2 separate regions of the Homo sapiens genome follow, and region 2 is linked to region 1. The links are chromatin loops, found by intact Hi-C in ENCODE. Cell type or tissue: MCF 10A. All regions are shown on one strand. Each heading gives the region's core, and the rest is flanking DNA. Links, peaks and the distances in the headings are about the cores only. Region 1 holds the start of LOC124901153 (a long non-coding RNA gene). Region 2 overlaps FLT4 (fms related receptor tyrosine kinase 4).

Evidence for each region. Hi-C counts contacts between places; a loop is a spot of excess contacts. Peaks named below come from ENCODE experiments on the same cell type or tissue, not always from the same donor. Only the 100,000 strongest peaks of a DNase experiment are listed, where the experiment ranks them.
Region 2: it touches region 1 in a loop (4-fold over the local background); 4 of 110 quality-filtered maps call a loop at or near these places.

Annotation. Positions count from the first base shown.
Region 1 is chr5:180,464,947-180,470,314 of GRCh38, forward strand. LOC124901153 (a long non-coding RNA gene) reads right to left here and starts at 350. Exons shown (of 2, transcript XR_007059087.1): 1 at 29-350. LOC102725231 (a long non-coding RNA gene) reads left to right here and starts at 2,287. Exons shown (of 4, transcript XR_941323.2): 1 at 2,287-2,418; 2 at 2,656-2,725; 3 at 3,165-3,323. RefSeq lists an enhancer at 2,117-3,316. In MCF 10A, for the core only: no CTCF peak of the experiment used is centred there; a DNase peak (open chromatin) is centred at 2,295.
Region 2 is chr5:180,603,864-180,609,231 of GRCh38, forward strand. FLT4 (fms related receptor tyrosine kinase 4) reads right to left here. Exons shown (of 30, transcript NM_182925.5): 29 at 5,105-5,190. Among named protein-coding and RNA genes, the nearest start is that of SCGB3A1, 15 kb to the left of the region's middle. In MCF 10A, for the core only: a CTCF peak has its summit at 2,288 (motif pointing left); a DNase peak (open chromatin) is centred at 2,268.

The sequences.
Region 1 (5,368 bases), core at 104-5,103:
GCCACCATAAGAGGGAGTGGATACTCACCAAAGATGCCTATATCTGCTGCGTCTCCTGCAGGTGCCCCTAGCGAGAGGTGAAGCCAGCTGGACTTCCTGGGTCCAGTGGGGACTTGGAGAACTTTTCTGTCTTACGAGAGGATTGTAAAATGCACCAATCAGCACTCTGTAGCTAGGATTGTAAAATGCACCAATCAATGCTCTGTGGCTAGCCAGAGGTTTGTAAATGTGCCAATCAGTGCTCTGTAAAAATGCACCAATCCGTGCTTTGTGGCTAGCTGGAGGTTTGTAAAATGGACCAATCAGCAGTCTGTAAAATGGACCAATCAGTGCTCTGTAAAATGGACCAATCAGCAGGATGTGGGCAAGGACAAATAAAGGAATAAAAAAAGCTGGCCACCCACCCCACCCCTGGCCAGTAGTAGCAACTCCCTAGGGTCCTGTTCCACGGTGTGGAAGTTTCGTTGATTCCCTCTTCACAGTAAATCTTGCTGTTGCTCACTCTTTGGGTCTGTACCACCTTTGAGAGCTGTTAACACTCACCGTGAAGGGCTGCGGCTTCATTCTTGAAGTCAACGAGACCAGGAACCCACCGGAAGGAAGAAACTCCGGACACACCACCTTTAAGAGCTGTAACACTCACTGTGAAGGTCCGCAGCTTCATTCTTAAAGTCAGCGAGACTACAAACCCACCGGAAGGGACAAACTCCAGACACACTAGGTGCACCCCACCTCCCTGCTACTGACAGGATGCTCGCCCTGGCACTGGTGCTCCTGGCCACTGAGGGTGACGTGTGGTCCTCTCCGCCTTATGTAGCCTGCTGGCCGGCATCTGCCTCAGCCCCAGCATGATGGCCTCGGCCCTTTGTAGGAACCAGACTGATTCCTGCCAGGAAACCCCTTTCACCTTCCCCACCCAGAAATGACAGGGACAGACACCAGGGGAGTGAAGATACGTCTGCCACATAACACCCTGGAGAACCATGTGTCAGCCTCTGTAACCTCAGTTTCCTCATCTGCAAAATGACCTGCCTGGGCTCGGGGGAGGCTAAAAGGCCCTGTCCAAACGTGAGCTGGCCCACAGTCCTTCAGGCAGTTGTGGCACATGGCTGAGTTAAGAGAAGGTGCCTTGGATTGGGCTGTGTCCCCAGTTCAGTAGCTCCAGGCTGGACTTGTCCATGCTAACCAGATGGCCACCTGGTAACTTTCAGCGAAGTTCACCCCTCCAGGAAAGCCACCAGCACAGGGGACTCTGGGGCCTGTGGCTTGGGGCTCCGGCGTTGGGGGAGACCTGGCCAAAAGTGGCTCAGCCTAGGAGCTGCAGGTCTGGCAGGCACAGCACCTTCCCCCACAGCTACTGGCACCCTCTCACCAGATAACACCCGTTGAGAGCCCTGTGGCTGCGGACAGGCCTGCTCAAAGATGCCATTATGCAGAGTCCTCTCTGCCTTGCCTCTTTTTCCGGGCAGGGTGGCGGTGCAGCATTTTCCATGGCTGCCCAATACTCGGCTCAAGCTTCTGCATTCTGAGCTTCAGGCCTAACGCGCTTCCAAGGTTCCCAAACCTGTCCCTCAGCCACGCGCGGGCGCGGTGTGGTTGCTCCCAGGTATGCCTGCCTGACCCTGTCCAGAAAACGAGTGGTCTAGCACTCAGCCAGGCTTCCATTCTGTGTACGGGGAGCAGAGGAGGGGCTCACGGCAGCCCCCAAACACTGGGCACTTGGTCAGAAACAAAGGGGAGACCCTACACCCCACAAAGCATGAATCTGTAAAAGAAGTTTGAGGCCAGGCGCCGTGGCACACATCTGTAATCTCAACACTTTGGGAGGCCAAGGCGGGTGAATCCTTTGAGGCCAGGAGTCCAAGACCAGCCTGGCCAATATGGCGAAACCCCGTCTCTACTAAAAATATGAAATTAGCTGGGTGTAGTGGAGTGCATCTGTATTCCCAGCTACTCGGGAGGCTGAGGTGGGAGGATGGTTTGAGCCTGTGAGGCAGAGGTTGCAGTGAGCTGAGATTGTGCCACTGCACTCCAGCCTGGGTGACAAGAGCAAGATTCTGTCTCAAAAATAAAATTTTAAAAGTTCTGCAATTCTGCATAAAGATAAATGCTATTTGTTCCTGGGGGCTGGGGTCACCAGGGAGGCTTCCTGGAGGAGGAGGCAGGGCTGAGGAATGGATGGCAGCAGAGAGTATTTGTGGGTGAGGCTATGGTGCTGCTGGAGAGGCAGGGTGTGGCAGCTTGGGCTGGGGCCAGCAGTGAGCTTGGAATTCCCCAGGGCTTTCCAGAAGCCAGAAGGCCGGGGCGGAGTGGGTTGTCCAAGAGCTTGTCTTGTCCTCTTGCCCTGGCCACAGCCGGGAAGCCCTGGGCAGGCGCCCGTGGATAGCTGGCACGCTCAGCCTTTGGTGGAGAACTGAGGTGAGCTGGAAGGACTAATGGGAGGGAGGAGAGGTGTACTGGGGCCCCGGGGCAAGGCCCTGCTTTGCACTCAAGATAAGAATCCAGGGCTCTAAGGGGAGGTGGTGAGGGAGGGAGCCGCCCGTCCCGCCGTATTCAAGGAGAAAGACACATCTGGGGTCAAATTAGAGAGCTGGTGGGGACTGTTTTCTGGTGCTGAGTCAGCTCCAGGAGGTCCCCTCTTCCCCACTGGTCCAGAAAGTCTGAAGCAGGAAGGTGGAAAAACATTTCGTGCTCAGGGAGGAAACGTCTTCACCCCGGTTTACAGGTGAGGAAATGGGCTCAGAGCGTGGCTAAAGTCCCCCAAGGGCCAGGCAGGCAGGGCAGGTCGGGGTGCCCAGGGTTGCTGCCGCTGATTCTGGCCTGGGTGGAGGAGGGGCTGACGGCCTGTGCTGGGACAGGGACAATTGTGATTATTAGCCTGGAGGAAGGGGGGCTTGAAAGTCAGGAAGGCCACGGGAGTCGGGACAGAGAAGCTGCCGTGGCTTAAAAGTGTCCCCTAGAGTTCCTGCACTGGCAGCCTAGTCCCCAGTGCAATAGCACGGAGAGGTGGGACCTTTAAGAGGTGATGAGGTCACAAGGGCTGGGCCCTCCTGAGCCCATCAATGCTATCATCATGGGAGTGGGTTTGTTATCAAAGCGAGTTCGGTCCCTTCTTGGTCTGTCTCTGGAGCACACACACCCCGTCCTTCCACTTACTGCCACAGGATGACACGTCAGCAGGGCCCTCACCAGATGCTGGCCCCTTGATCTCAGACTTCCCGGCCTCCTGCGCTGCCAGCCTAATACACTTCTCTTCGTTGTAAATTACTCAGTCTGTGATATTCTGTGATAGCAACAGAAAACAGACGAAGACGCAGGCCAAGGTGAGCTCAGATGGGAATGGGGCCTGGTGTGAGTCAGGATGTGGACTGGCCCAGGGCACAGAGGTCAGGAGCAGGACATTGGGGCCAGAGCTCAGGGTTACCTGGACTCTGTCAGAGGCCTCTGGTTGGATCCAGCCTCACCACCCTGGTGTTTGAGGCCCTCTGCACTTCCATCCAGCTCCGGGCAGCCAGGTTGGTCTCTTTCATCTCCTGTGCACACACTTCAGTCTCATCTCTCACCCTTGACCCTGCCCAAAATAGTCTGTACTTACGAAGAGTCTGCCCCTCTTTCCAGCTTTATCTCAGGAAGGACCTTCAGGAAGCTTTTCCCAACCACTTCAGCCCCAGGGTCCTGAGATTTCTCTGGATTCCGGAACGCGCTGGCCGGTCACTCAACACCAGAGTGAATACACGTGTCTGTCTGGTCCCGCCGTCCTCACTGCAGGAAGCTGATAGTTGTGGGGAGAGATGGACAATAACCAGGGCGATGAGCAGATGCATTGCTGCAGCGTGGGTCCCTGGTGGGGGAATGGTGCTGAGAACGGGAATGACGCGCAAGGCCTCCCTGAGGTGGGGAGGTAGGGAAGGAGCCCACTACGGAGATCTGGGGGCACACGGGAAGTCCTGGGGCTGAAAAGAGCCGGCCTGGCTGGAGGCAGAAGGCCACGGGGGAGGCTGGTGCTGGTGCCACGGGGAGACACCCAGGCAGAGCTGGAGAGGTTGTGGCAGCAACACCGTCCTGGTGACAAGCCACCAGAGATGCCCACACGGAAGCATGTGGGAATGATTTGCATTTTGGGACAGTCCCTCTGACTGCGGTGGCTGGAGTAGATTGTAGAGGTCAGTGCTGGATCCTGGGACAGCCCTTTGTGTCGTCTGATTCAAGGTGATGTTCTTGGACCAGGGTGGTGGCAGTGGGAATGAAGAGAAGTGGATGGATTTGGGGTGCAGAATCAGTGAGGCTTGGGGATAAGGGGGACTGCTCAGGCTTCTGGCAGAAGCGAGCAGGTGTGGTGTGCAGTTCCCTGGGTTGGGGGGCGGGGGTTCCCAGCAGCAACCTGGGCTGCGGGAAGGTCGTGAGTGCTCCCGGGGACTGCAAGCCAGTGAAGGACTGCGTGGAGGCATCAGGTGGACAAGTTGTCACAAAGGCCAGGCAACTCTGAGGAAGGCCCTGGGCAGACAACACAAACCATGGAGTCAGAGGAGCTGAGCCCAAATCCACTCCGTCCATATCACGGCCATCTGGGCACTGTCAGTGCCACCCCACTTCCCAGAGAGATGTCATCTGCACTCAGGACTCCAGCCATCACAGGTGTGCCCCCAGCTCCCACTCCTGCACCTCCTGCAAGACCCTGCCCTCCCCTAGCTTCAGGCACATGCCCAGCTCCTCCCCAACACTGCACCTGGTAACCTCAGGCTCCCTCCAACTCTGGAGACTCCAGTGGAACTCAGATACCCCCCTCCCCACCGCCCCTGGCTTTCTCCTGCTCCTCCTCCTTCTCCATCCTCTACCATGGGTGATGTCATTGCTGCCCACTCATAACAGCGAGCATCTTAGTTGGTACTCTAGACCAGGGCTTTGCACACTCTAGACCAGGGCTTTGCACACACTAGACCAGGGCTTTGCACACTGTAGACCAGGGCTTTTGCACACTTCAAGGCATGCGTAAATCACCTGGAGGTCTTATTAAAATGCAGGTTCTCATTCAGCAAGCCTGGTAGGCCTAAGATTCTGGATTTCTTTCTCCTTTCTTCTCTATTTTTTTCCTTCTTTCCTTCCTTCCTTCCTTCCTTGCTTCCTTCCTCCCTCCCTCCCTTCTTCCTTTTTCCTTCTTCCTCCCTCCCTTTCTTTCTTTCTTTTCCTCTTTCTTTTCTATTTCTTTCTTTCTTTCTCCTCCCTCTCTCCCTCCTTTCTTTTCTTTTGGAGACAGGGTTTCACTATGTTACCCAGGCTGAACACAAACTCCTGGGATCAAGTGATCCTCCTGCTTCAGCCTCCTAAGTAGTTGGGGCTACAGACTGGATTTTGCATTTCTAAGAAACCC
Region 2 (5,368 bases), core at 48-5,047, 140 kb after region 1:
ACTGCACTCCAGCCTGGGCGACAGAGTGAGACTCCATCTTAAAAAAAAAAAAAATTGCTTGAGCCCAGGAGGTGGAGGTTTCAGTGAGCCAAGATCGTGCCGCTGCACTCCAGCCTGGGTGACAAAGTGAGACCCTGTCTCAAAAACAAACTAACAAAAAACAAGGAGGGACTGGAGCCCTGTCAGGGTCTGATGGGAACCACCAAGGACACAGTGGAGCATGGCATGCGTTCAGACTTCAGAAAACACACACAGACTCGACTCAAACAGCAAAGCGGATCGATCTGATCCAGCACTCACTGGAGCTCTGTCCCTACCTAGCCTGGACCCGAGACTGTGAAGAATGTCCAACTTCATCCCCCAACCCAGTTCTCACTCTGTCTTGCCCATCTCAGTGAACGGCACCACCGTCCCCTCAGCCGCTCAAGCCAAGCACCCTGGGGTTCTCCTTGCTTCCTCCTTCCCCTCACTCTTCAAAGCCAATCCATCCAGAAGTCCTGTCCATTCTAACTCCAGGACACATCCGTGCATCTCCATTCCTGGCCCTCCTGCGGAGCCAGCTGTGTCCTTGCCGGCTCTGTGACATCCTCCCGCGGACTGCTGTGTGCTTCCACCCTGGCCTCCTGGTGGTCCACCCTTCAGAGAGGTCCTTCAAGTTACACTATGTCATTCTCCTCCTGACACGCCCTCCAACGGCTTCCCGTCACTCCACGAAGCAAATCCAGGCCTCTCGCCTTGACCTAGGGGGTGGTTTCTGCCCCTGCCCTCCTCTCTGCCTGCCCTATCATGCACCATCCTCAAGCGCTCACTTTCTTTGCATTTTTTGAAGATGTTGACTTCTTGTTTGGTGCTTTGCATGGTGCTACTGAAAACTCTTGACTGTAAGTTTAAAATATTAGTTCTTTTACTGTTTGCATTTTCTTCCTCTGGGACTCCCAATTTTATATATATTGTCTCTTTTCTATTCCTGTCACTTTCTGATCCTTTTGCCTCTTTTCAGTTTTGTTTTCCTCTTTTCACGTCCATCCTCTGTGTCTGGCACTATCAGTCTGCTCATACATATTGTCCCTGTGGTGCCCTGGTTTTAGAAAAGATTTATCGGGTTTTTTTCCCCCAAAATGGGGGCTTGCTGTGTTGCCCAGCCTGGAGTGCAGTGGCACGATCATGGCTCACTGCATCCTCGACCTTCTGGGCTCAAGCAACTCTCCCACCTCAGCCTGCTGAGCGGCTGCTACCACAGGCATGGGCCACCACACCCAGCTAATTTTTAAAATTACTATTTGTAGAGACAGCGTCTCATTCTGTTGCCCAGGTTGGTCTTGAACTCCGGGCCTCAAGTGATCCTCCTGCCTCAGCCTCCCAGTGTGCTGTGATTACAGGTGAGAGCTACTGCCTGGCCGAATCTATCTTTTATTTCGATTTCTTTCCTGAATTTAGTCTGCTGTCAGTTGTATCATCACATTGTCCGTCCATTTCTATCCTGAAATTTTGAATTTCAGATTCAACAAAACAAGCCACTGCTTGTTTCCTTATATGTTTAATTCATGTTGGAGCATTTTGCTCGTTTTCCTGTTTCTTTTGAACAATTGTCTACCGGGAAGTTTTAACTCTAATACTGTCTTATTCCTATAACTTTGTATGGAGGGTGCTTTTTTGGGGGTTCAGGATTATTCATGTTAGGATTTCCTACACCAGAAATAGCCACTTCTCCTGTGGATGGGACTAGGGATTTTGGTGGCATCCTACATTTCTTCACTTAAAAGTGCCACCTCAAACCCATATCTTTGGCATCTCAAGTTCCTTTGAGCACATTCTTCCTTCTGAAGGCTCATACACGTCCCGTATCATCCTGCCACCAGGGGCCAGCTAGTCTCTTACCCAGAAGAGCTAGGCCCTCCACTGGCTGCACGCAGCCATGCTGAGTGACCACAAGCCCAGTTTCCTGATCTCCTTCCACCCACAGATGCAGGTGAAAAGCCACATCTATAGGTACGGGCTCTGGCATCCTAAGTGGGTACTGAAGGGGCTGGATGATGTAACCCAGGAGTGAGGAGGTGAACCCCCATGGGGCGAGTGCCGACCAGTGGTTAACAGGAGACAGCGAAGGACTAGGCAGATAGATTCCTCCTTCTTCTCCCCACACCCCACCAAGGCACATTCTCTCCTTGCACCTGTTTGCACAGCATTCTGTATGCCAAGCGGATGCACCCGCCAGAGACCTGTGGCACCTTTTCTTGGCTCATTGTCGACAGAGGACAAAGAACAGTGCCCTCTGCTGCCGATACAGGGTGGTGCAGTTTCTCAAATGAACAAATCCATCATGTGTCTTCTTCTGACTTCTGGATACTATCTTGCTTCCTTAGGACCCATGTCTTCTGGAACTTTCTTCTTCCTCTACCACCAAGCATCCAAGGGGCTGCACTCCCTTCTGGCTCGCCGCCCTTTCAGAAGCAAGATGGCTGCCCAGTGCCTCGGGCTTGGCAAGGGAGCTCTCCTCGCAGCCCCATCTCCTCCGTCACCCCTGGGTCTGTGTTGCCACATCCCCAAGGACCTCGTCACACTCTCCTCTCACGGGACGGCCCTATCTGACTCTCCCACCATGGTGCAGGCTCAGCCGTGCGGGTCCTGGCGTTGAGTCCCCAACTCACGTTTCCACGGAGTCTGTCTCCTAGCTGAGCCACAGGCCTGGGCTGAGCGGCCTTCTTTGATCTCAAGGAGCTGTGCTGTTTCTCGAAGGTGTGTAGAGGTTTGAATTTACGTGGCGATCATTCTCTGTGACACCTTTTACTTAATTACCTTGTTTTTTGAATGTCGAAATGCTGTTTGGTGACGAAAAATTAGCCCAAAGCTATTTCCGTAAATGTGACCACCATTGATTTTCCAAAACCAGGTACTAACAGGAGTCACCTGATGAGCTGGGCGTGGTGGCTCATACCTGTAATCCCAGCACCCTGGGAGGCTGAGGGCAGATCACTTGAGGCCAGGAGTTCAAGACCAGCCTGGCCAACGTGGCGAAACCCCGTCTCTACTAAAAAAAAAAAAAAAAAAAAAACAAACAAACAAACTTAGCTGGGCGTGGTGGCACACGCCTATAATCCCAGCTACTCAAGAGGCTGAGGCAGGATAATCACGTGAACCCGGGAGGTGGAGGTTGCGGTGAGCCGAGATCGCACCACTGCACTCTAGCCTGGGTGACGGAGTGAGACTCTGTCTCAAAAAATAAAAATAAAAATAAAAATAAAATGAATCTTTTAAGCAGACACTGAAGTCTTTGTTTAAATCTATACCCTTAAAAGTTTCAACATTCAAAATGGCCAAAACTGTTTTTCCCCTGGCTGTCATGTTGGGCAAATGGAGTTCACTTTCTATCTGGGATATGTGGGTATTTCTCTGTTGCCAAAATACATCCCAGCCTGTGGGCGAAGGATCACCCAGGTGCTGAGGCAAGAGACTGAAGGCACAAACTGTTTCAGTATAATAAAGAAAACAGTGGCCGGGCGCGGTGGCTCAGGCCTGTAATCCCAGCACTTTGGGAGGCCGAGGGCGGGCGGATCACGAGGTCAGGAGATCGAGACCATCCTGGCTAACATGGCGAAACCCGGTCTCTACTAAAAAAAATACAAAACAATTAGCCGGGCGTGGTGGCGGGTGCCTGTAGTCCCAGCTACTCGGAAGGCTGAGGCAGGAGAATGGCGTGAACCCAGGAGGCGGAGGTTGCAGCGAGCAGAGATCGCACCACTGCACTCTAGCCTGGGAGACAGAGCGAGACTGTCTCAAAAAAAAAAAAATACATACATACATATATATATATAAAATAAAGAAAATAGAATAAGAATAGTCATAATACAAATTAGATAGAGAGATGATCATGGACATTATCAGTCATTAGTATAAACATGATTAATTAGCTTTTAATACTACTCTTTGATGTATTACTCATATTACCAAGGAATAACTGGTGGGCACAGGGTCAGGTGCTGAAGGGACATTGTGAGAAGTGACCTAGAAGGCAAGAGGTGAGCCCTCTGTCACGCTGGCATAAGGGCCGCTTGAGGGCTCTTTGGTCAAGCAGTAACGCCAGTGTCTGGGAAGGCACCTGTTACTCAGCAGACCATGAAAGGGCGTCTCCCTTTCCTTGGAGGAGTCAGGGAACACTCTGCTCCACCAGCTTCTTGTGGGAGGCTGGATATTATCCAGGCCTGCCCGCAGTCATCCGGAGGCCTAACCCCTCCCTGTGGTGCTTCAGTGGTCACACTCCTTGTCCACTTTCATGCTCCTCTTGTCCTCCTGGTTCCTCTTTGAAGTTTGTAGTAGATAGCAGTAGAAGAAATAGCGAAAGTCTTAAAGTCTTTGATCTTTCTTATAAGTGCAGAGAAGAAAATGCTGACGTATGCTGCCTTCTCTCTCTCTGCTTCAGCTACCTAAGAGGGAAGGGCCCCGTCCCATGATCATGTGACTTGCTTCACCTTATCAATCACTTGAACGACTCACCCTCCTGACCCTGCCCCCTTGTCTTGCATGCAATAAATATCAGCGTGCTCAGCCATTCGGGGCCACTACCGGTCTCCACGTCTTGATGGTAGGGGTCCCCCAGGCCCAGCTGTTTTCTCTTTATCTCTGTCTTGTGTCTTTCTTTCTTACGATCTCTTATCTCCACACACGGGGAGAACACCCGCTAAGCCCCACAGGGCCGGACCCTACACCAGCCAGTTCAGATTACAGTATCTACCCGGCTTCTGGAGCCACTGGGTGAAGTTCCGGGGTTCTGGGGCTGGGGTGGCCTCCCCAACCTGGAGGAGAGTGTGTGTGCCCTGGGCATGGTGGGTTACGTGTGGTGTCAGAAAGACACAGCATCTGAGCTCTGTCAGATGACAGGGAGGTGTCGGGACCAGCGCCCACGTGGCCAGCATGTGACAGGGAGGGGCTCCCGCGGTGCTGTAGGTCAGGAGGGGTCTCAGGCAGCTCACCTTGAACGCGCGAAAAGGCCATAGGGAGCCACGAAAGGTTCCGGGAAGAGGGCTGGGCACACCCAGACCCCAGCCTCCCTCCTCCAGGGGAGGGCAACATCGATACCTGCAGTGCAGGAGGCTCACGAAGCCCTTACCTGAAGCCGCTTTCTTGTCTATGCCTGCTCTCTATCTGCTCAAACTCCTCCGAGGCCAGCACCATCCCACTGTCTGTCTGGTTGTCCTGTGTGGAGAGGACAAGCCAGGCTGTGGGTCCCGCCTGAGGCCCTCCTGCAGGGCAGCCACCCCCAGCCAGGAAAGTGCGGCATGGTCCTGCAGCGCGGCTGACCTAACACCTGTCCCTGGGAAGCTGAGCCAGAAACAAGGCGTCCATTCCATCCCAGGGTGAGGGTCACATGCCC